Regions from separate parts of the Mus musculus genome. Here all the other regions are linked to region 2. The links are chromatin loops, found by intact Hi-C in ENCODE. Cell type or tissue: heart. All regions are shown on one strand.

Region 1 (5,000 bases), 240 kb before region 2:
GGACACTGGCCAGACAGAAGAATAAGCCATAAATGAGAGCCACCAGTAGAACTTTGTGAGAGACTCACTGTGTATCTCTGGCTGTCCTGGAAATCACTGTAGTCTCCAACTCACAGAAATCCACCTGCATCTGCCTCCTGAGTGCTGGAATTAAGGTGTGTGCCGCCACTTCTAGCTTATAATCTTTCTGGCTTGTTTTAGACAGGGTCTCAGCCTAGGCTCACCTCGATCACTGGAGCTTCAACCCCCAAGTGCTGACACGGCAGACCTGGGACAATATGTACTGAGAAATTAAGTTTAAAATAATACTTTATATAACCCCATGTATCTTAAGTCTGAGTCTACATGCAACCAACCTACAAACATAAGTATGTGTGTGTAGTATATGCTCATGTAGATATGTACACATGTCCATACAGAGGTGGCTGTGGCTGTGACTGTGGGTGTGTACATGCATGTGTGTATGTACAAGTGTCTGTGCATGTGTGTGTGTGTGTGCACTTGTTTCTGTGATGCATGTATTTGCATGTGTGTGCATGTGTATATGTGCATTGTGTAGTGTGTACATGTGTGTATGTGCATGTATGTGCATTTGTATATGTACATATGTGTGCATGTGTGTGCATATGTATATGTGTATGTGTGTGTGCATGTGTGTGCACATGTGTATGTGCATTGTATATGTGCATGTGTGTGAATGTGTATGTGCATTGTATATGTGTGTGTGTGTTTGTGTGTGTGTGTGTGTGTGTGTGTGTGTGTGTGTGAAGACCAGAAGTTAACATCAGGTGTCTTCCTCTATGACTCTCCACCTTACTTTTTTTATTTTTATTCTTTTACACTTATATTGTGCAGACATACTTGTGTGGGCACACATCTGCCACAGCTCACATGTAGAGGTCAGAGGACAACTTCTGGGAATTGATTCTTTCCCCTCCACCATGTGAGTTCCAGAGATTCAGCTCGGAGTGGCATCAGGTAGGAGCACCTCACCTGCTTAGCCATCTCACCAGCCCCTCTACCTGAGACAGGGCTTCTTGCAAACCTGCAGTTTATTCTCCTAGGCTTCCTGGCCAGTAAGTACCATACATGCTCCCATCTCCACCTCTACCTACCCCCTCAGCACCGATTACAGGTGGAGCACACATGCATACACAGCACACACAGTGGTACAACACTTTACATTCTTTTTTCTGATACCAAGTCTTCCAGATCTGATATATGATTTAGCGCCGTTAGCAGCTCTCAGAGCAAACCAGCTGTTTTGAAGCAGCCTCAGCAAGCACCTGTGACCAGTGGCCACCACGGTGAACATGAGCAGTCTTTAACTGTCTCCCCCCCACCTCAGCAGGTAGAACGAGGAGAGAGGGCCAAGCAGCTCGTGGCAGCGGGTTTGGGCCATTCAGAGTCCCATGAGTCCCATCAGGAGTTGGGAACATGGGCTCTGTCTGGGTGAGCATACACCTCTGGCTCCTTGGCTTCTTCCCAGAAGGGATCCTGCGCCTCCGATAAAGGACTGACAGAGTGAGAGGTGCTACAACAACGCCTCTGGCCACCCCACCCCAGCCACCCCTACCCTAAACCTCTCCCCCTGAGCTTCAATCCCCCCCCCCCAGCTTCTCTTTTCTCTCTTGGTTCTATTGGTCCTCAGCTCTCAGTTCCCGGTCCCCTCTCTTGGCCTTTCCTTCCTTTTCCTCTCTGACTCACATCTCACCCACCCCACCCTCATGGCCTGATCTATTCTGCTGGCTGCTTTCAGTCTGTTAGTTTCTCTCCCTGCTGGACTCTTCCAGATGCCTCTGGCTGCTCGCTCTCTATTCTCTCTCTCTCTCTCTCTCTCTCTCTCTCTCTCTCTCTCTCTCGTAGATGCAATAATAAATAAATAAATAAATAAATAACACCTCCCCTCAGCCACACCCAGGTGTGGTCATGTTCTCCTTTTCATTAAGTTTGGTTAGGATTTTTTTGTTTGTTTGCTTTTTGTTTTATTTTGGTTGTTGTTGTTGTTTTTGTTTTTGTTTTTAGGGGGTTTTGTTTTTTGTGAGACAGGGTCCCATGAAGTAGACCAGGATGAACTCAAACTCCAAGGCCGCTTTTGTCTCCCAAGTGTTGGGATTCACTGCATACACCACCATATCCCGCTCCTCTGTTTTCTTGGTTTGTTTGTTTTTTTAATCTGATAATCCTTAATATGTGGCAAACGAATCCATTCCCCTCATCCAATCGTTCCTGCCTGTCCCGCTGAAATCATTTCTAGTTGCAAGTGAGCCATCTTATCTAGAGACGGAAAAGCAAGCCGCCCTGTGCCTCCACTCCGCTCTGCACTGGAAGAAAGTAAGTCTCACATCTGCCGCAGTGTTCTGTGAACATGTTCAAGTGCAAGCCAGGGGTCCAGTTTCTTACCCCAGACCCACTCCACCCTTACCTTGGCTGCCTGGCTCCTGTTTGTATTTGGAAATTTTATCTTTTAAACCAAAAAAATCTCTCTTCAAGGTATCCATGTTATTGCTAGCCAGGTCAACCCCAAAGGTAGCCAATTGGACATTTGAAATGAGAAAAAGGAGCCGCTCCCTACATTGCAAGACAGTTCTCACGTTGTCCACCAGGAGGCGCCGGAAACCTGCATAAAGAGACCCATACGGCATAATTGAGGAGTGCTGCTTACCGCCTTCTTCCTATCCTTTCCTCAGCCTGCTTTCCTATAGAACCCAGGATCAACAGCCCAGGGATGGCAACACCCGCCGCGAACCGAGCCCTCCCCAATTGATCACTAATTGAGAAAATGCCTTACAGCTGGATCTCATTGAGGCATTTCCTCAACTGTGGGCCCTTCCTCTCTGATGACTCTAGCAGTCAAGTTGACACACAAAACCAGCCAGTATACCACTCTTTAGGAGATAGCTTGTCTAGGACGGATCCTGTGTTCAGTGTCCACTAGAGGACAAGGGGCAGGTGAGGACTTCTCCTCACCCAAAAGCTTGGGCGTAGATCCAAGTCTGTTGCTCTGATCTAAACCCTACCACCAAATGCCTTGGCTTGCAAGCCTGCCTCCCAGGAACATATTCAGAGAATCAGGTGAGGCGAAGCCCACCTGACCACTTCGGACTGGAAGCTAGTACAGGAGGGATGGAGAGGGGTCTGAAGAGATGGCTCAGTGGTTAGGAGCACCTGCTGATCTTCCAGGTTTAAATCCCAGCACCAATGCGGCAGCTCACAGCCGGCCATAGCTCCATAACGCCCTCTTCTGGCCTCTGCAGGCACCACATTCATGTGGTGAGCAAAAGTATACACAGGCAAAACACCCGAATACAGGCAAAACACCCGAATACATAAAGTAAATCTTTTATTTTTTCTGTTTTTTTTTAAAGAAGAGAACTTTTCTCTCTCTCTCCCCCCCCCCCCTCTCTCTCTCTCTCGTTTATTTTCAACAAAACAGGGAAGTGATGAAGCCTCACGGAGAAGGACACAATCACAGACCAGAGAGGCGCCTTCTCTGGCCCCTGTGTTCTCACCGCTCCTGTGGGAAGTGACACGTGACAGAAAAGAGAAGGCACGGAGACCATCTCCTAAAGAGTGATGGTTTTGTGTGCCAACTTGACACAAGCTAGAGTCATCAGAGAGGAAGGGCCCACAGTTGAGGAAATGCCTCCATGAGATCCACCTGTAAGGCATTTTGTCAATTAGTCATCAGTGGGGAAGGTGGTGCCATCCCTGGCTGGTGATCCTGGGTTCTCTGAAAAGCAGGCTGAGGAAGCCATAGGAAGAAGGCTGTAAGCAGCATCCCTCCATGGCTTCTGCATCAGCTCTTGCCTCCAGGTTCTATCACAACAATAGAAACCCTAACTAGGAGGAATAGAAATGTCATTTCTCTTGTTAGTTCAGGAACCCCTCATGCCATCAGGATGCTGCTGCCCCTCACCACTTCTGTGACATGGTTCAGTTGTCCTCTCTTCCTTGAAATGAAGACATGGGAGGTGACATATCTCATATCACAGATCCTATAGTTGACAGAGCCCTAATGTCCACCCAGGTCTTTGTTCCTACCCAGGGTTCGTTTTCAGGGTCTGACTTGAGTCATGTGTTCCTATCAGACCACAATGCCAGGATTTCTCTTTCTAAAACAGAGCCTGCTCCACACACACACACACAATGGAAGGAAGGGAGGGAGGGAGGGAGGGAGGGAGGGAGAGAGAGAGAGAGAGAGAGAGAGAGAGAGAAAGAAAAAAAGAAAGAAAGAAAGAAAGAAAGAAAGAAAGAAAGAAAGAAAGAAAGAAAGAAAGAAAGAAAGGTGAGTGAATCCTCACATTTACCAGCTTTTGTTGAACAAACTTTGGTCCTTAATTTAAAACTACTGGTTAGGGCCTGGGGAGATGGCTCAGCAGTTAAGAGCACTGGCTGTTCTTCCAGAGGTCCGGAATTCAAGTCCCAACAACCACATGGTGGCTCACAACCTCCTATAATGGGATCTGATACACATATACATAAAATAAATAAGTATTTTTTAAACTATTGATTAAATTAAAATGGCTACAGTCAAAATTACTGGAGGGATTAGAGGTAGGCAGGTCCTGAATTCAATTCCCAGCAACCACATGGTGGCTCACAACTATTTGTAATGAGACCCGATGCCCTCTTCTGTGTGTCTGAAAACAGCAACAGTGTACTCATATACATAAAATAAATAATTCTAAAAAGAAAATGAAAAGTAGATTAGGGGTGACACCCCATCCCCCAGTAATTGTCAAAGCCAAATAAAATAGCCAAAGACTGAGTCTTATTCACTTGTAAGCTAGACAGGGACACGTTTGAATTGTTGCAACTACAGCTTCAAATAGAAATAACACCCCACGGGTGGGCGGAGCCACACCCAGCACAGCCCCAAGGCCAAGCCAGGACTGGGGCTTTATCTTGGGAATAGACACCCGTAATGGAGAAACTAAACCCTGATTGGGGTCTTGTGAAAGTCCACTCTGACTTTAAGGGCCATGAAATTACTCTAT
Region 2 (5,000 bases):
TCGCTGCAGTGAGGGCCTGGGCTACTTGACCCACAGAGGGATAGTCCTGAGGCAGGGAGGGAACAAGTGACTATTGCTGGTCTTCCTTCAGTGTGCTAAGTACCCTCAGACTGAATAAAGCAAGCCAGGACCCAAAATCCCACCAGCAGGAGGAGCCTCGAATGATGGCAGTGTTCCAGGATGCTACCCGATGAAAACTATAAACCAAAGAGTCCTGAATGAGGCTCAGATGGGGGAGGGAGGACTCACAAACTCTGCGCTGTTCGTGTAGACACCATTGCTGTCCAGATGGCACCGCCCGTCGCTGGGCATGAAAATGCCACCCAGTTTCCCATCCCCAGCTGTGTGGAATGTATCGTCTGAAGTGAACACTAGAAGACGGGAGACATTTCTCCAGCCAATCTGTTCCTGAGGGGAAAGGGGGCAACCTGTATACCCTGCCATAGCATTTGAGATATCCCAGTGAAAGAAATTAGCAAGATTGTTCTGAGTCATTTTTGTTTGCCCCCACCCTTCTCATTTCTTCCTTTAAAAAAAAGATTTATTTTTTATATATAAGTACATTGTAGTTGTCTTCAGACACACCAGAACAGGGCTTCAGAACCCATTACAGGTGGTTGTGAGCCACCATGTGGTTGCTGGGAATTGAACTCAGGAGCAGTCAGTGCTCTTAACCGCTGAGCCCTCCCTTCCCATTTCTAATTCTCTGCTCCAAGGTCTCTGAACACCCTCCTCCAAACAAGCCTGTTGTTAGTGGAGGCCCTCTTATGAACTAGGAAAAGTGCCTCTTCTTCATGATCGTTTACTTCATCGTATCGGATAACTGTTAAGGTAAGCATGCACACCTCAGTGAGATGATATGGATACGGCACATATCCATAACAACAGGTAGTCCTGGCCCCAGACAGCTCCTGGGCTCAGATCCTAACCCTATCTCACCTGGCAGAGGGCAGCCTGCAAAATGGCATCAAAGCCGCCTTCGGGTGAGTCCAGGTTGCCAGAGACATTCTGGCGTCCCACCTCTCTCTCGAAGGCTTGAGCGTCCCCGGTGAGGGACAGCACGTGGTGAAAGCTGAAGGGTGGCTGACAACGCTCCAGTCGGCTGGGGCATGGGTGGTGAAGCTTGGAGGGCACGGTGCTTACAAAGGGCAGCACCGTTTTGTCCACGAAGGAGCCAAAACCTGAAAGCAGAAAGCGATGGGAGCTGTGCCAAAGATCACAAGGCATCGACAGGATTTAAGAGTCCCTGCTAAATACTCAGATGATACACCTAGATGACAGGGACCTGGCAAGGGCAAAAATGTGACTCAAGAAGGTGGGGATGGAGGAGATGAAGAGGAGGACCCAACAGCAGCATCCAGGCTTCCTGGAGGCTGAGGCATCCAGGGTCAAGGGTGTAGAAACAGCAGGCGGCACCAAGCCGGTGTTTTAAAGGGGGCTTGTTTATTTTGACTCAGGTTCTCTCTGTGTAGCCCTGGATGTCCTGGAACTGGCTCTGTAAACCAGGCTGTCCTCAAACTCAGAGCTCTGCCTGCCTCTGCCTTCTGGGATTAAAGGTGTGCACCGCCACTACCTGGCACGGGGTGAATTTGAGCCATAGGGGACGGGGGGGGGGGGGGATCATTACAGAATGTGGAACAGGAACACTGCATCTAGATTATCCAGAAACACTGGGTGGGCAGCTGTCTGTCTGAATAGTCTTTTAAATTCTGAGCCTCAGTTGGTCCTCCTGTAGAGCAAGGGAACCTTCAAGGGTCAATCCAAAAGCTCCTCGAGAGCTTAGACCTAGATGAGTGTCTCTTGGGAGAGATGTCAAGATCCAATGATCGAGTCTGTTAAATACTGGGAGAGTATAGTGGAAGCTAAAGGCAGTGACAAGGGCTGGCAGGGTCTAGGTAGCGCTTGCTTACCTATGCGCACAGAATGTGTGACCTCCTGCAGCCTGACCAGCAGGGCATGCCCTAGCTGGCGCACACGTTCCAAGTCGTCCTTCATTGAGTAGCTCAGGTCCATAAGGTAATATAGGTCCACGGGGTACCCCGCAGCTCGGAGGAAGCGGACCCGGAATTTCTGGGGCTCCCCTGATAGAGAAAGGGAGGATAGACTCTGAAGCCCAGTGCATTCCAGGCCAGCCCAGACTTGCACCCCGCGCTGCCCCGGACTCACCTGGTCGCAGCGTGACGCGGATCCGCTGCGGGGCCAGCTGGGTGGCCCCCTCGCCGCGATCTCCCTGGCTGAGCGGCTTGTCCTGCAGCACCTCCTGGCGGCCTCTCGGCTCCTCTAGCTCCTGCGCGGGGCACCCGCGAGCCAGTAGCTCCTCTCGCCGCGCGCAGCGCCTCGCCTCTGCCTCTCCCGAGGCAGTGAAGTTCTGTACCCCAAGAGGAGGCTCACTGAACCCCAGCCCCCACGGCCCCTCAACCGACTAACAACACCACCCTGCAAACCCTGCCGCCTGCAATCGCCTGCACATCCCGGTCTGTTCTCAGCCAGCCTCCAATGAGCCCTGATTTATTCTTACAGTTCACTCACTCCACAGCTACTATGGAAAACCTATAGTACTTTCTTCTTCATCAGCGCCCACTTCCAGTAGCAGTCCTCCCCGCTTTCCGGAACTCAACGTCCCCTTTCCCGAAGTCTCCCACCTATGCTTTCTCATTAGAGCTACAAACTTCCGTTGAGATCTCAGGGTCTTCAAGGTTACAGAAAAACCACCCCGTAGTCCATCTTCCCCTGCATGGCCAGATTAAAATAGGAAGGGGGTCAGTCACACCAGTTTCTGGGAAGGAGGACGATAAAGACGACAGAAAGACACACGTGCACGCACGCGCGCGTACACACACACACACACACACACACACACACACACACACACGACGTCTGGTACCCTGCACTGACTGACAAGCCGCAGGGGAAGGAAATGGCTAGGTGGCTTCTCCGTGGGCAATGGTGCCAGCCCCTAGGGAACGGAAGAGGTAGATACAGACCAGCAGCTGTTCCCAGGGGCTTATCTCTCTAGCCACTGTCTAGGTCCTCTGCCTCCCTGACTACGGAGTTTCATGATCAGTAGTTTCTTGGGCCCCCTAGGCAGCTGTAAACATGGCTGCCTGTCAGTGTGTCTATCTTACCAAGCCTGCACTTATCTAAATCTCCATCTTTCTGTGAGAGACTGCCTCAGAGGCCCTTCCACGAGCACTTCCTCTTTTTTTTTTATTTTTGTTTTTTTTTTTTTTTTTGTTTTTCGAGACAGGGTTTCTCTATAGCCCTGGCTGTCCTGGAACTCACTTTATAGACCAGGCTGGCCTCGAACTCAGAAATCCACCTGCCTCTGCCTCTCGAGTGCTGGGATTAAAGGCGTGTGCTACCACGCCTGGCTGAGCACTTCCTCTTTAAGGCATCCATAAAGAGCAGCTTTTTTAAAAAACTAATTTTTTATTTATTTTTATGTATATAAGTACACTGTAGCTGTCTTCAGACACACACCAGAAGAGTGCATCAAATCCCATTACAGAGGGTTGTGAGCCACCATGTGGTTGCTGAGAATTGAGCTCAGAACCTCTGGAAGAACAGTCGGTGTTCTTAACCCCTGAGCCATCTCTCCAGCCCAAGAACAGCTCTTTTGACCAGCAAGGAATACACACTCCCCAGCATCCTTACCCCTCAGGTACCCCAGACCTTCCCAGTGGCCTCCTCCCATACACTCACATAAATCCACAGGTTTTTGGAAGCCTTCATATATTTCCCTCTCCAGAATGCATGCCGGGAAATCATAATCTGCACATACATGCCTGACTCAGAAGCCTCATCATGCATGTTCTGTTATGGACTGGATTCTCCCTCCAAATTATCTATTGTTATCAATGTGTCTATCCATCTACTGTCTGAGACAGAGCCTCAATATGTAGCTCTGTCTGTCCTAGAACTCACATTATAGAACAGGCCGGTTTCGAACTCACAGAGACCTGCCTGCCTCTGCCACCCAAGTGCTTGGATTAAAGGCACATGCCATAATTTCCTGACTTGTGCTTAATTTTTAACTCTCACTTTGATGGTATGTGAGGTGAGGCCTTTGGGTGGAGGTTAGGCTTAGGTGAAGTCCTGAGAGTGAGACCCTTGAGATGAGATGTGCCCCTTAAGATGTGACAGCTGGGGCTGGAGAGGTGGCTCAGTAGTTAACAGCACCTACTGCGCTTTAAGAGGACCCAAGTTCAGTTCCCAGCACCCATGTGATGGTTTACAACCAGTAACTCCAGTTCTTAGGGATCCAACACCCTCTTCTGACCTCCACAGGTACCTGCAGACATGGGGTGCACATCCACACACTAACACACATGCACATAAAATAAATATCTTTTATAAAGAATCAATAGGGTTGGAGAGATGACTCAGAGGTTAAGAGCACTGACTGCTCTTCCAGAGGACCTGCTTTCAATTCCCAGCAACCACATGGTGGCTCTCAACTATCTGTAATGGGATCCGATGCCCTCTTCTGGTGTGTCTGAGGACAGCTACAGTGTACTCATATAAATAAAATCAATAAATCTTTTAAAGAGAGAGAGAGAGAGTCAACAGCAGAGGGGTCTCCTCCCCACACCCTAACCCCATGTCGTAATACAGCAGGAAGGTAGCCCATCTCTAAGCCAGGAAAAAATGCTCCAGAGAGAACCAAATGAACCAGCACTTTGCTCTTGAATTCCAAGCCTTTCAATTCATAAGAAGTATGTTTCTGTTGCATGTTGTCACAGAATACGTAACTGGCCAGTCTACTTTCTCACATGCAGAAGCACGAACTCCCACAAGGACATCTTCCTCTGAGCTCATGGGTCACGGGTTCTGTTCACGTATGCTCAGAAACTTACACGCATATGAGTCACACATTGGAATCCTGTCTGTCCAAATTCAGTCACACATGAGAAGGGACAGTATTCCCCCCCCCCCAAAAAAAAATCACAAATCTACCTACACAACGCACATCACACATGTTCAGGACCACACACACCCAT
Region 3 (5,000 bases), 130 kb before region 2:
GGTAAATGGTCATTTCCTCATTAGCATGTGTGTGTAGTGTCACAGAGTCCTGGGCCACTGATGACTGCACCCCTCCTCCTGTAAAGGAGAAATTGTAGAGTTCCCAGTTTTAATTCCCCTGTTCCCTCAATCACCTGTAACTCCAGTTCCAGAAGATGTCATTATGACGTCTGGCCTCTAGGTACCAGGCACAAAGAAGACACTTAATGCCACGATGAATTTGATACAGATGGTTTACAGGAATTGTAGAGTCCTCCTCTTACTGTGATTCGCTGTTGCTAAAGCTCTCCTTCCTCCCAAGTTTACTTGTACTTGAGTGTTTTAAAACAGCCCAAAGCCAGAGTGATTTGTCAATGGAGCCAAGTGTTGTAAGAGTTTTCTGAAGCTGTTTGACCTTTGTAGTCGCCCTGTAACATGGTGTAGTGCTCCTTCTGGCTAGAGTAAGTGTGATACTGGTTTTGTGTAGCCGCTTTGCTAGAGCTTGTACTTCAGATGTAGGCTGTAACTGTTGGCAAAGCAAGCTCCATGGTTCCAGAGAAGTTTTTGTGCAAATACAAATGTGTCTGGGTTTTTGTCCCCATGTAAAGGCCTCTGCTGAGCTGGAGTTGGGCAGTGGTTCCTGGGCTTTGGTCCTGAGTCCCATTCACCACAAGAGCGTGTTATTCCCAGTTACGGCTGTCCTAATACATAGACAAGTTGTAACACCCCCCCCCCCACCTCCCCGAAAAAAGTGTTCATTCCTTCCAAATAAAGACAAGATTGCTGTTCTTTCAGATAGCTTTTTCCCCTTTTCCAGAAAGCACTTTTCTCCAGGTGGCCTGGAAGCCATTGGTTTATGTGTAACTGTAGCTATCAGGAACCAGTTAGTGTCTGTCTGCTGCTGATGGAAAAGAATGTGATGCCCCTATTCCCCTGCTGCTACAGTCCAGGTGGGCTCTGTACAGCGAGCTCCTCTTCCCCCACAGATACACGAAGGAGAGAGAGTGAGAAGTCTCTAGAAAATGAAACCCTCAATAAAGAAGAAGACTGTCACTCTCCAACCTCTAAGCCTCCTAAACCTGACCAGCCTCTAAAGGTAATGCCAGCCCCTCCACCAAAGGAGAATGCGTGGGTGAAGCGAAGCTCTAACCCTCCTGCCCGATCTCAGAGCTCAGACACAGAGCAGCCGTCCCCTACAAGGTGAGTAGGCCTGTAACAGCAGCTGCTTAGTGGAGGTGCCCTGAGGGAGTGTGTGCTGCAGAGGAGGTTGCCTCCTGTATAATTCATATACTGTTGTCTCAACAGTATCTGTTTTCTTGATTTTTGTTAACCAGTTGACATGAGTTTGGTGGATTAAGATCAGCTATGATGGGAATATTTACCATAGAAATATGTAGACATGCTTTGCCCTGGGACATACTGTCAGTGTAACCTTGCTCACTCAAGTGATTCTTAAATTTTTCCAAGAGAAGACTCCAGCTAAGCATGTTGGATTTCCAAAGCATATGGCCCTTAAGTGTAGAAGACAACAGTCTTTCCTGTATTTTAATATTGTAGTGTGGAATGAAAAGGCAGCCTGGTACATTTGGAAAATGGTGTAAGCTTGTGTTGTCTTTCCTGTAAAAACTGATGGCTGATTGCTTGCTGCTTTATTCCAGTGGTGGAGGGAAAGTAGCTGCAGTCCAGCCCCCTGAGGAAGGACCATCAAGAAAAGGTGAGCCTGCACCATGTGAACAAGTTCAGTTCCTAGCACCCCTGTGGTACTCACAACCATGCATATCTCCAGTTCTTTCCAGGGCATTTGATGTGCACACACGCAGGCAATGCACATAAATAAAATAAATGCCTGTAATGAGAGACTCCAGGATTAAGCATCTTGCCAAAGAATTTTTCTTTTTGTTTTTCTCTAGGCAAGGCTTCTCTGTGTAGCCCTGACTGTCCTGGAACTCTGACCAGGCTGACCTACCTGCCTCTGCCTCCCGAGTGCTGGGATTAAAGATGTGCACCATTACTACCTAGCAAGAAGACATTTTTTAATGGAAGCTGCAGTGTTAGTTCTTGGGTCAAGTGATGTGTTTCAGTCATGGTCATCACTGCTGCCCTGTTAGCCTCCTTTCTGCCAGTCCCCTTCTTCCCAGCCAGCCTCTACTTTCATGGCTTTTGTGAGGGAGTGGCCTACTGTGTTTTATTGAGGATTATAGAAACGCTGACACCTTAGCAGTGGCTCTACTTCCCTACCCCCATCAACGTTCAGCTGTCAATTGTTTTATTGTTGTTGTTGTTTAATGTTCTTTGATGAGCTACCTTTTCTGCCAGAAGAGGGCAGGAATGACTTCTTCAAAGAGTATTTAAAGCTGCCTCTTCCTGGTAAAGCCTGCCTTTGTGGAGAAATTGGACAGGAATAAATGTGTCTGTCCTGTCCAAGTTTGAAATGTCACCATTAGTAAACCAAGGTCACTACAGAACAATCTATCTAGTTCCTATTTCTGTCCTGCTTTCTAGGTGATGGTCACTACAGTAGGACTTTTAATGGGAAAAAAAGGCTTTAGGCTGGTTTGGAGTGGGGATAATTCCCCTTCATACGTGTTTCCTTCAGCTTAAAGGAAAGCAAGGACAGGGAGATGAGTTACTTTCTAACCCTTGAATTTGGTTTTGTGTTTCTGTTTAAACAGATGGAAATAAAGTGGATGTGGTGGGTGCCACACAAGGCCAAGCTGGAAGCTGCAGCCGTGGTCCCGGGGATGGAGGGAGCAGAGACCACTGGAAGGACTTGGATAGGTATCTATATTTTTTTTCCTCACTGTTTATGAATCTTGTAGTGTTAGACGCAGGGAATCTTTATAAAGTAGTTCTTGGCTTTCTCAAGCATTGCCAGGTTTACCACTGTGAATAAACTAGAGTCACGGTTAGATTTGCAGAATCTAAAAATAATGCACTATCCCAGCAACACTATTGAATACCTATTGTGTCTCTGCAGGAAGGATGGCAAAAAAGATCAAGACTCCAGATCTGCGCCTGAGCCAAAGAAACCTGAGGAGAACCCAGCCTCTGTAAGTGCCATGTGCCTTTCCTCTTAGTTTTGCGTCTGACTCCTTTTGTCTCCAGTGAGCACACTTAAGGTGGGGTTACCTTCCTCGGCTCTCGGAAAGAGGATGTGTGCGGCCGTCCACTCGTGCCCCTGACCCTCCCTGCTCTCGCAGAGGAACGGGTGTGGTCTGGGCTCCCATCCATGATCCGTCCTCTCCTGTTACAGAAGTTCAGCTCTGCAAGCAAGTACGCTGCTCTGTCTGTGGATGGCGAGGATGAGGATGAGGGCGACGACTGCACTGAGTAGGACCTCCGCACCCTGTGCTTTCTCCTAGTCTCCACCCCGGAACATTCAAGAGCAAATCAAACCTCTATCCAGACAAGACAAAATAAACTCACCATCTCCTGAAGACCTTTCTAAACTTTTTTTTTAATGAAATGAAATTCTTTTGCATGCTGCTGCAGCCTTTTAAAGTATTGAAGTAACTGGAGAATCACCATTGTAGCCAGAGACGTGGCTACCGCTTTTGAATGGGGAAGTTGTGTCTGACAATACCAAGCAGTTACTGTGTGACTAGTGCCTGGGGCTCCATTCAGCAGAATTGCAGTGACAGAGAGGCAGTCACATCAGTTAGGCAGTAGAAAAAGGTGCAAAGCAGAAGTGAGATTTCTACTTTCTAATTCTTATCCTGAGATGGCACCTGTGAATACCCAAACATTACCTGAATTTACCTGAATAAATTTCCCATCCTTAGAAAGGTAGCTCTAGTCTCAAGCTGTTTTAGTCTCCAGGAGGCTGCCAGCCCCTCTACTTTAGTTCTGACTTCAATGGGGCCAGCCTAAGGGGGAATTGTTTTATTTTTTTACCCCCCAAGGGGGTAGTTGGGAGTGAGTCTACGGGGCACTAACAAGTAGTTCCCGCTTGGGGACCAAGATGAACGGAAACTCAATCGTGGTTTGGAAAGCTTTGGGGAGGTGACTAATTATATTTTATACCCGGTAGTGAGGGAAACAGTGTGACCTCCAGTAAACACATACATAGAATGGTCATTTCTGGATGAGGAAGCACTTAACAGGTAGTGAGAAGGCCTGGCTTTGCCCCTTCTAAACTCTCCTTTCTAGAGGTTGAAATATACCCATATTATTTTGAAAACCTTGTCACTCTGGTCATCTCATGGTCTCCATGACACTTAGCCTCCCAGAGCTGTCTGTGAGTCACACACCTCCCACAGACACTGTATCTTAGCCACAAAAAGCCATGGCCTGAGGACTCGCTGCTTTTCTCAAGCAAGCCAGTGAGTTTTCTCTGTGCTATCTTTGATTTCTGCCTGCTCCTGCAGCTTTCAGCCTCAACTGATGGGCTTGGGTGGTGAATAGGGGTGTGTAAATGGGGTGAGTTGGAGGTCTTCAGCCTTGAATGGGATGTAAGGTTTCTATAAATCTCCCTCACTGGAGCCCCACGCTGGTGCTTGTTTATAATGTATGTGACCCTGACTGGTTTTCTGCTTAGGAGGGTTGGCTTCTTTACTCCCCTCAAGAATAAAGGATAATGCAAAGAACGATTGAGCAAGGTCCTGGTTTCTCTTGCAACACTGTAGCTTGACCTGTCTGCTTTGATGTGCACCTTTGTAGGGGTCAGCTCCAAAGATGGCGAGCCTCCCTGTTGTGGGTAGTCAGGTACCTGCAGACAGAGGATACCTTGGTCCTAGGCCTGCTGTGCAGGAGCACTGATGTCCCGTGCTGCAGCAGTAGGCACAGCAAATCGCTTCTCCGGTGGATTTGATTGGCTAGTAGCTAGGAAGTGGGCTTTTGCAGATACCCACAGTTGAATGGGTTTTTTTAAACCATTGTTGTAGACAATGAGAAGGTAGTTTGCCCTCTTCATGTCTATTTCCCTTCCAGATAGTTGCATCCGAAGACAGCTGTTTTGTCCCACTCTCCTACTTTGCTCCTCTGTTAAAATAAAAACAGGGGTTGACTTATGTCCCGCTCCT
Region 4 (5,000 bases), 110 kb before region 2:
AGTAAGCCCGGCTCAGACCCCGTCTCGAGTCTCAAGCAATGACCATGGGGATCTCTTGGTTTTTTGTTTTTCCTCTTTTCATGTGTATGTGTGTGGTATGAGTACATACACATTTGCATTTATGTGTGTAGGCTCCAGTTTGATAATTAAAAATCTGGGTTGCTTGTTCACCTTAACTCATAGATACAGCTAGTCTTGCTAGCCTTGCTCCTGCAGTTGTCTCTGTTTTCTGAGACTGGAATTGCAGGTGGGCCGCTTGTACCCAACATTTACACGGGTTCTGGGACTCAAGCTTGTCCTCCTGCTTGTGTGGATGGTGAGCACTGTAAGCTCTGAGCTCCCTCCCCAGCCCAGAGCCTTGGATTTCTGAGTGTGACTTTTCTTCCCCACTTTCCCCTCACAGGCTCTTCTTTCGCCGCCATTACCCAGTGAACAGCATCACCTTCTCTAGCACTGACCCCCAGGACCGCAGGTGAGTCTTCCTCGGAGCTCTTTGCTGGGGTCCTGCCGGCCTCAGCTGCCAGGGTGTTCAGGAGCTGTGCCCTGGGCCGCACTCTCTCACATCCTCTCTCTTTACAGATGGACCAACCCAGATGGAGCCACCTCCAAGTAAGTCTCCCTGCTGAGCTCGGCCCTGGCTCGCCACAAGCCGCCCCCTGTGGCTTACACCATCCTCCTGTCCCTGGCTTTGTCCCTGCAGGATCTTTGGTTTCGTGGCCAAGAAGCCAGGAAGTCCCTGGGAAAATGTGTGTCACCTCTTTGCGGAGCTTGACCCGGACCAACCGGCAAGTGCCATTGTCACCTTCATCACCAAAGTTCTACTGGGCCAGAGGAAATGAAGGAAAGCCACAAGCTCCGAGTGCACACCCACACTGCACCCTCCCAGCATCCACAGCGCTCACTACCCTGGCCTGGCCCCTGTGAAAGAGGGAGTGGCAGCATCTGGGCCACTGCTCTTTCCTGCCCTTGCCTGCTAAGCTGAGTGAGTGGGCCCCTAAGGTGACCTGGCATGTGAGCAGATGGCAGAGACAGGTGTGAGGGGGGTGAGGAGGTGTCAGTAGTGGAGCCCTGGAGGGGAATGACCCTGCCAGCTCCACCCAGCTCCAGGGCCCATCATGGAGGGATGGGAGAAGCTTGAAAGCTTCCTGCCTTCCCTCCACACAGAGACCAGAGTGGGGTCACATAAACAGAGGGAAAAAGAGAGTCTATTTTTGTGTAATAATAAAGAATTTCTATAAACTTTTGAGGAGTTGATACCTTCTTCATAGGAAGAAGAAAAAAAAAGTCTCCCAGAGACGTACCTTTGCTGGCCTGACGGGCCCACAGTTGCCCCCACCTACTCGCCCTGGGAAGGATTCCCCTTCCGTCTGTCCTGATAAATACGGAAACTCCGTCTTTATTGGCTGTATAAACATCTCTGATCTGTACATACATTTCATATATCATAGTGCAGGGCCCGAAACGAGGGGCAAGGGGAGCCCCAGCAGCACGACAACAAACCCCCTCCCCAGCCCTACCCACTGTGCAAACTGAGACCAAGAGCTCCGGCTGCTTCTCTCCCTGTTGATGGGATGGAGGAGCTCAGGAAACGGGAAGAGGGGGGCTGGTTGGGGGGTCTATATAGACACTAGAATCAAACACTGGAGCAGAAACGTCAACTGGCACAAGCAGCAAGCTGGGGCACAGGGTGGGGGGTGGGTAGGTGAAGAGAAAGAAGGGGCCAAGCTGCTGCTCTGGGCAAACAGCCACAATACAACACATGCCCCGGTGCCTTGGCTCCATCCTGGGGAGCCAGGGCTAGAGGTGCTTTGAAGAAGAGTGCAGACAAGGAGATGGCAGCAAAGGCTGAAGTCCCACGCTACCACACAGCCCCTCTCTCTCTCACACACACACACAGTTGCGTGTGAGCAGGCAGGAAGCCAAGTTCAGGCTTTCTGCTGTGGGTTGAGGGTGGGACCATCTCTCAGAAAACAATGGAGACCCTAGATGTGTTTTAGGACAGCAGCCAGTGAAAGGAGAGATGGCCAAGACAGGCCCCCTAGCCCAGCCAGGGGGAGACAGCAGCAACTGGCTTACATGAGGAGAGGGGATGAAGAGAATTCGGGGAGCTGTGGTAGACAGGGACAGACTGCCTCTACTCGACCCTCACCCTCGGCAGAGCACCATACCAATCAGGTCAGCAGGTGGGCTTATACCTCCCAGTTTGCTCAACGCCCAGCGAGGTGAAAGAAGATCCAGGACCGATTAACCCGATCAAGGGGCTCCTCCCATTCATATCAATACTGCCCTCTGGGCCCACCACTGCTCTCAGGCCCAGAGACAGAGAGGTGCAGCCTGAGCTGACAGAAACTGGGGATGCCCTCCCAGGGCCTGCTGTGAGAGAAAATGCAGACGGAGAGGGCAGATGGACTGGTGACCCCACTAGCCACTCAAGGGGTGCAGGTCTACTTTCACTTTCTCCCCACAACTGAGCATGCCAATGGTAGGAAAGAAACCTCCAGACGGCACAACAGCATCCTTCTTCCCGATGATCTTGCCATTCCGAGTGAAGAAGACCTGGAGTGGGGGTGGGGAGAGCGGATGAGGATGGGCCTGGCACCTCCCTAGGATGTGGAGAAGAGGGTGCGCTCTGGCCCCTTCTCTGGGGATACTGGGGTGACTCAGACATGAAGCCCCAAACCCACAACTTCCTAAACATGGGCTTTAGGAGTCACTGCAGTGCTGTGGAAAGCAGCCACCAGAGGGTGTGCTGAGGCTGGAAAATAGACCAGGACTCCAGCCTGGGCTCTCCTGTGAGCTCCTGACCCTGCCTCCCAGTCCCTGCCCCCCCCCTCCCCGCCTCAGCCCCAGGAGCCCAGAGGGAACCCACACCTCCCCACTTACCACCACCTTCTTGCCCTCATGCTCCTGCTCGATCTCTTCCCCATCCTCCTCTTCCTCCTCTTCCTCCTCTTCCTCTTCCCCTTCCTGGTGCAGGTACATGACATTTCGGACGTTCCGGACAGCCCGGGCAGTCGGGGACAAGATCACTGTGTCACAACTGTCATCACTATCCCCTAGGAGACAGGAAACGTGAGCTCCTGTGGTACTGTCTACTGCCCGGAGCAGTCTGGCTGCTGCCCAGCCTCACTCACCCTCGCTGTCCAGAATGTAGTCCCGGGGGAACATGATTCCACAGCCCATAATGTCTCCTTTGTAGCAGCGTGGCCCAAAGGGGTCCCCCACACCACTGCCATGGAAGATCTTCCCGTCATCTGTTGAAGGGAGGGGAAAGGACACACTTGAAAGGCTAATTCTACATCCTCAGAACAAGACAAAGATGAGAGGGAGATGCAGGAAGAACCTTAGGCTTTTAAAAAGAACACAGTGTTCATTTGATTGAGGAGCTGCGAGAAGAAAGGAGAGGGTCCCTAGAGTGGATGATCAGGTGGGGTGAAAGGGTGCTGAGGGGAGGGCCCAGGCACCAAGGCTCAGTATTCAAGAAAGCTCTACAGGAAATCAGACCCAAAACAAAAGCAACCAAGGGCTCTGTAGATCTTCAAGGGGGGTGGAGGGGCAGGGGAGCCAGGTCAGAGGCCTGCAATGGCCGCTCTGGGCTCAGTTCTCCTGCCACAGTCCTGTGCCTCTGGCTCTCAGGGCTGAGAGAAAAAAATAAGATGAAGGGAAAACCTGAGCAGCTTGAAAAGAGGAGAGAGAGTCCACAGGTATGTGAGCAGAACAGGCGACTCTGCACCCTGTCTCCCCAGCCCGTTCCAGCAGCTTCCACTCACCTGCGTGGTAGGCCACAGACCCTCTGCTCCAGCCAGGGTGTCTGTTCTTGGGATAATCCTGCAGCAGGAAGACAAAGGGAATGTGTGACATCACAGATGGCTGGCGACCCACAGCCACAAACTGGGGGCTACAGCAGCAAGGGGGACAGGAAGGGGCTCAGTTTCAAGACCAGGGTGGATGATGCTCAGGACACTGCTACAAGGTCTGTCCACTAAACAGATACTTAGAACTGTGCTCTGCCTCAGCTCAGAACTTCCCTCTACAGGCTCCTTGAGCAGGTTTTCCCAATAGCCCCACACTGAGCAATCCTACAGGGAGAAACACAGCATGCCTACCCACCTTCCGGGCCAGCCCCAAGGCGATATAGCACTTCTCTCCAGGATCCACAATCTCCACCTCAAAGTAATGGCTGCGGGTGCTCAGTGGGTGCCGAGCCTGAGCCAGCCCCACATCCACGATGCTCTTGCCCTTCCCCAAATACTCCAGCAGCTGCAGGGCAAGAGACAAGCATCAGGTGATGACACTGAGTCCAAAGTATCTTGGGTGCCAGTGTTCTGGGTCTGACAATACCCCTGGATAAAAGGGAAAGGGTTCAAAAGGCAAAGTGGACTCCAAGTTCTAGACAGGCAGAGGACAAGGATGTCGGGGAAACAAGGTGGTTGGTGTGAGATGCTTCTTGCTTCCTTCAGAGCCACTGTCAGGGACTCTGGAGAATCGCATGGGGATCCAGAGGTACACTGCCAGGAAGCTCACTGGGGGGTCTAGGCTAGAACATCCATTTCCTGAACAACCCCAAGCCAGCCTTCCCTCTGGAACCCAGCAGCCTTTTCGGGATGCTTACTGAGAACAGGGATGTGTAGAACTCAGGGGAGAGGGGATAGGCTCAGACACTGATTCTGCACAGATGGGACTGACATAGTTTCTCAAGATCTGCTCTACTTGGCTCTGAACAGAGCTATTCATTGCTGGGTCATTCATTGCTCGAGGGAGCCAAGAACCCAGAGATAGCAACTCTACCTTTCATTTCACATGGGCAAAGGCCAAAGTAGAAACAGATGGCAGGCCCTCTGTTCCCAACCTTCATTCAGGCTGGCATGGGGTGTGAATGTCAGAGAAGAGAGACAAGTGACAGGTTGGGCTCTTCGGGTCCCACAAGGTCTTGCCTGCACACAGCAGGGTAGCAACCCCCAATCCAGGTCTTGCCTATAGGATGCCATGGTAACAGTGGA

The links. Hi-C counts contacts between places; a loop is a spot of excess contacts. Peaks named below come from ENCODE experiments on the same cell type or tissue, not always from the same donor. Only the 100,000 strongest peaks of a DNase experiment are listed, where the experiment ranks them.
Region 1: it touches region 2 in a loop (5-fold over the local background); 4 of 42 quality-filtered maps call a loop at or near these places.
Region 3: a loop joins it to region 2, with 2.5 times the contacts of the local background. A loop is called at or near these places in 6 of 42 quality-filtered maps.
Region 4: a loop joins it to region 2, with 2.4 times the contacts of the local background. A loop is called at or near these places in 11 of 42 quality-filtered maps.

The regions. Positions count from the first base shown.
Region 1 is chr15:101,985,685-101,990,684 of GRCm38, forward strand. It overlaps a transcript of Krt78 not described here. Among named protein-coding and RNA genes, the nearest start is that of Krt8, 16 kb to the right of the region's middle. In heart, a CTCF peak has its summit at 2,598 (motif pointing right); a DNase peak (open chromatin) is centred at 2,617; H3K4me3 peaks cover 386 bases.
Region 2 is chr15:102,222,392-102,227,391 of GRCm38, forward strand. Itgb7 (integrin beta 7) reads right to left here. Exons shown (of 15, transcript NM_013566.2): 3 at 2,167-2,368; 4 at 1,911-2,081; 5 at 940-1,181; 6 at 250-408; 7 at 1-46. Among named protein-coding and RNA genes, the nearest start is that of Itgb7, 7.0 kb to the right of the region's middle. In heart, no CTCF peak of the experiment used is centred here; DNase peaks (open chromatin) are centred at 2,270 and 2,980; H3K4me3 peaks cover 1,488 bases; H3K27ac peaks cover 1,038 bases; H3K27me3 peaks cover 1,986 bases.
Region 3 is chr15:102,092,021-102,097,020 of GRCm38, forward strand. Eif4b (eukaryotic translation initiation factor 4B) reads left to right here. Exons shown (of 15, transcript NM_145625.3): 11 at 966-1,179; 12 at 1,638-1,693; 13 at 2,652-2,757; 14 at 2,957-3,029; 15 at 3,233-5,000. The coding sequence ends at 3,313. Among named protein-coding and RNA genes, the nearest start is that of Tns2, 8.4 kb to the right of the region's middle. In heart, a CTCF peak has its summit at 2,303 (motif pointing right); a DNase peak (open chromatin) is centred at 3,181.
Region 4 is chr15:102,115,158-102,120,157 of GRCm38, forward strand. Tns2 (tensin 2) reads left to right here. Exons shown (of 29, transcript NM_153533.3): 26 at 1; 27 at 404-472; 28 at 580-609; 29 at 701-1,244. The coding sequence ends at 839. It overlaps Spryd3 (SPRY domain containing 3), which reads right to left. Exons shown (of 11, transcript NM_001033277.3): 7 at 4,111-4,260; 8 at 3,771-3,828; 9 at 3,135-3,254; 10 at 2,884-3,056; 11 at 1,371-2,556. The coding sequence ends at 2,422. Among named protein-coding and RNA genes, the nearest start is that of Tns2, 15 kb to the left of the region's middle. In heart, a CTCF peak has its summit at 2,729 (motif pointing right); DNase peaks (open chromatin) are centred at 1,704, 2,054, 2,594, 3,064 and 5 weaker places; H3K27ac peaks cover 475 bases.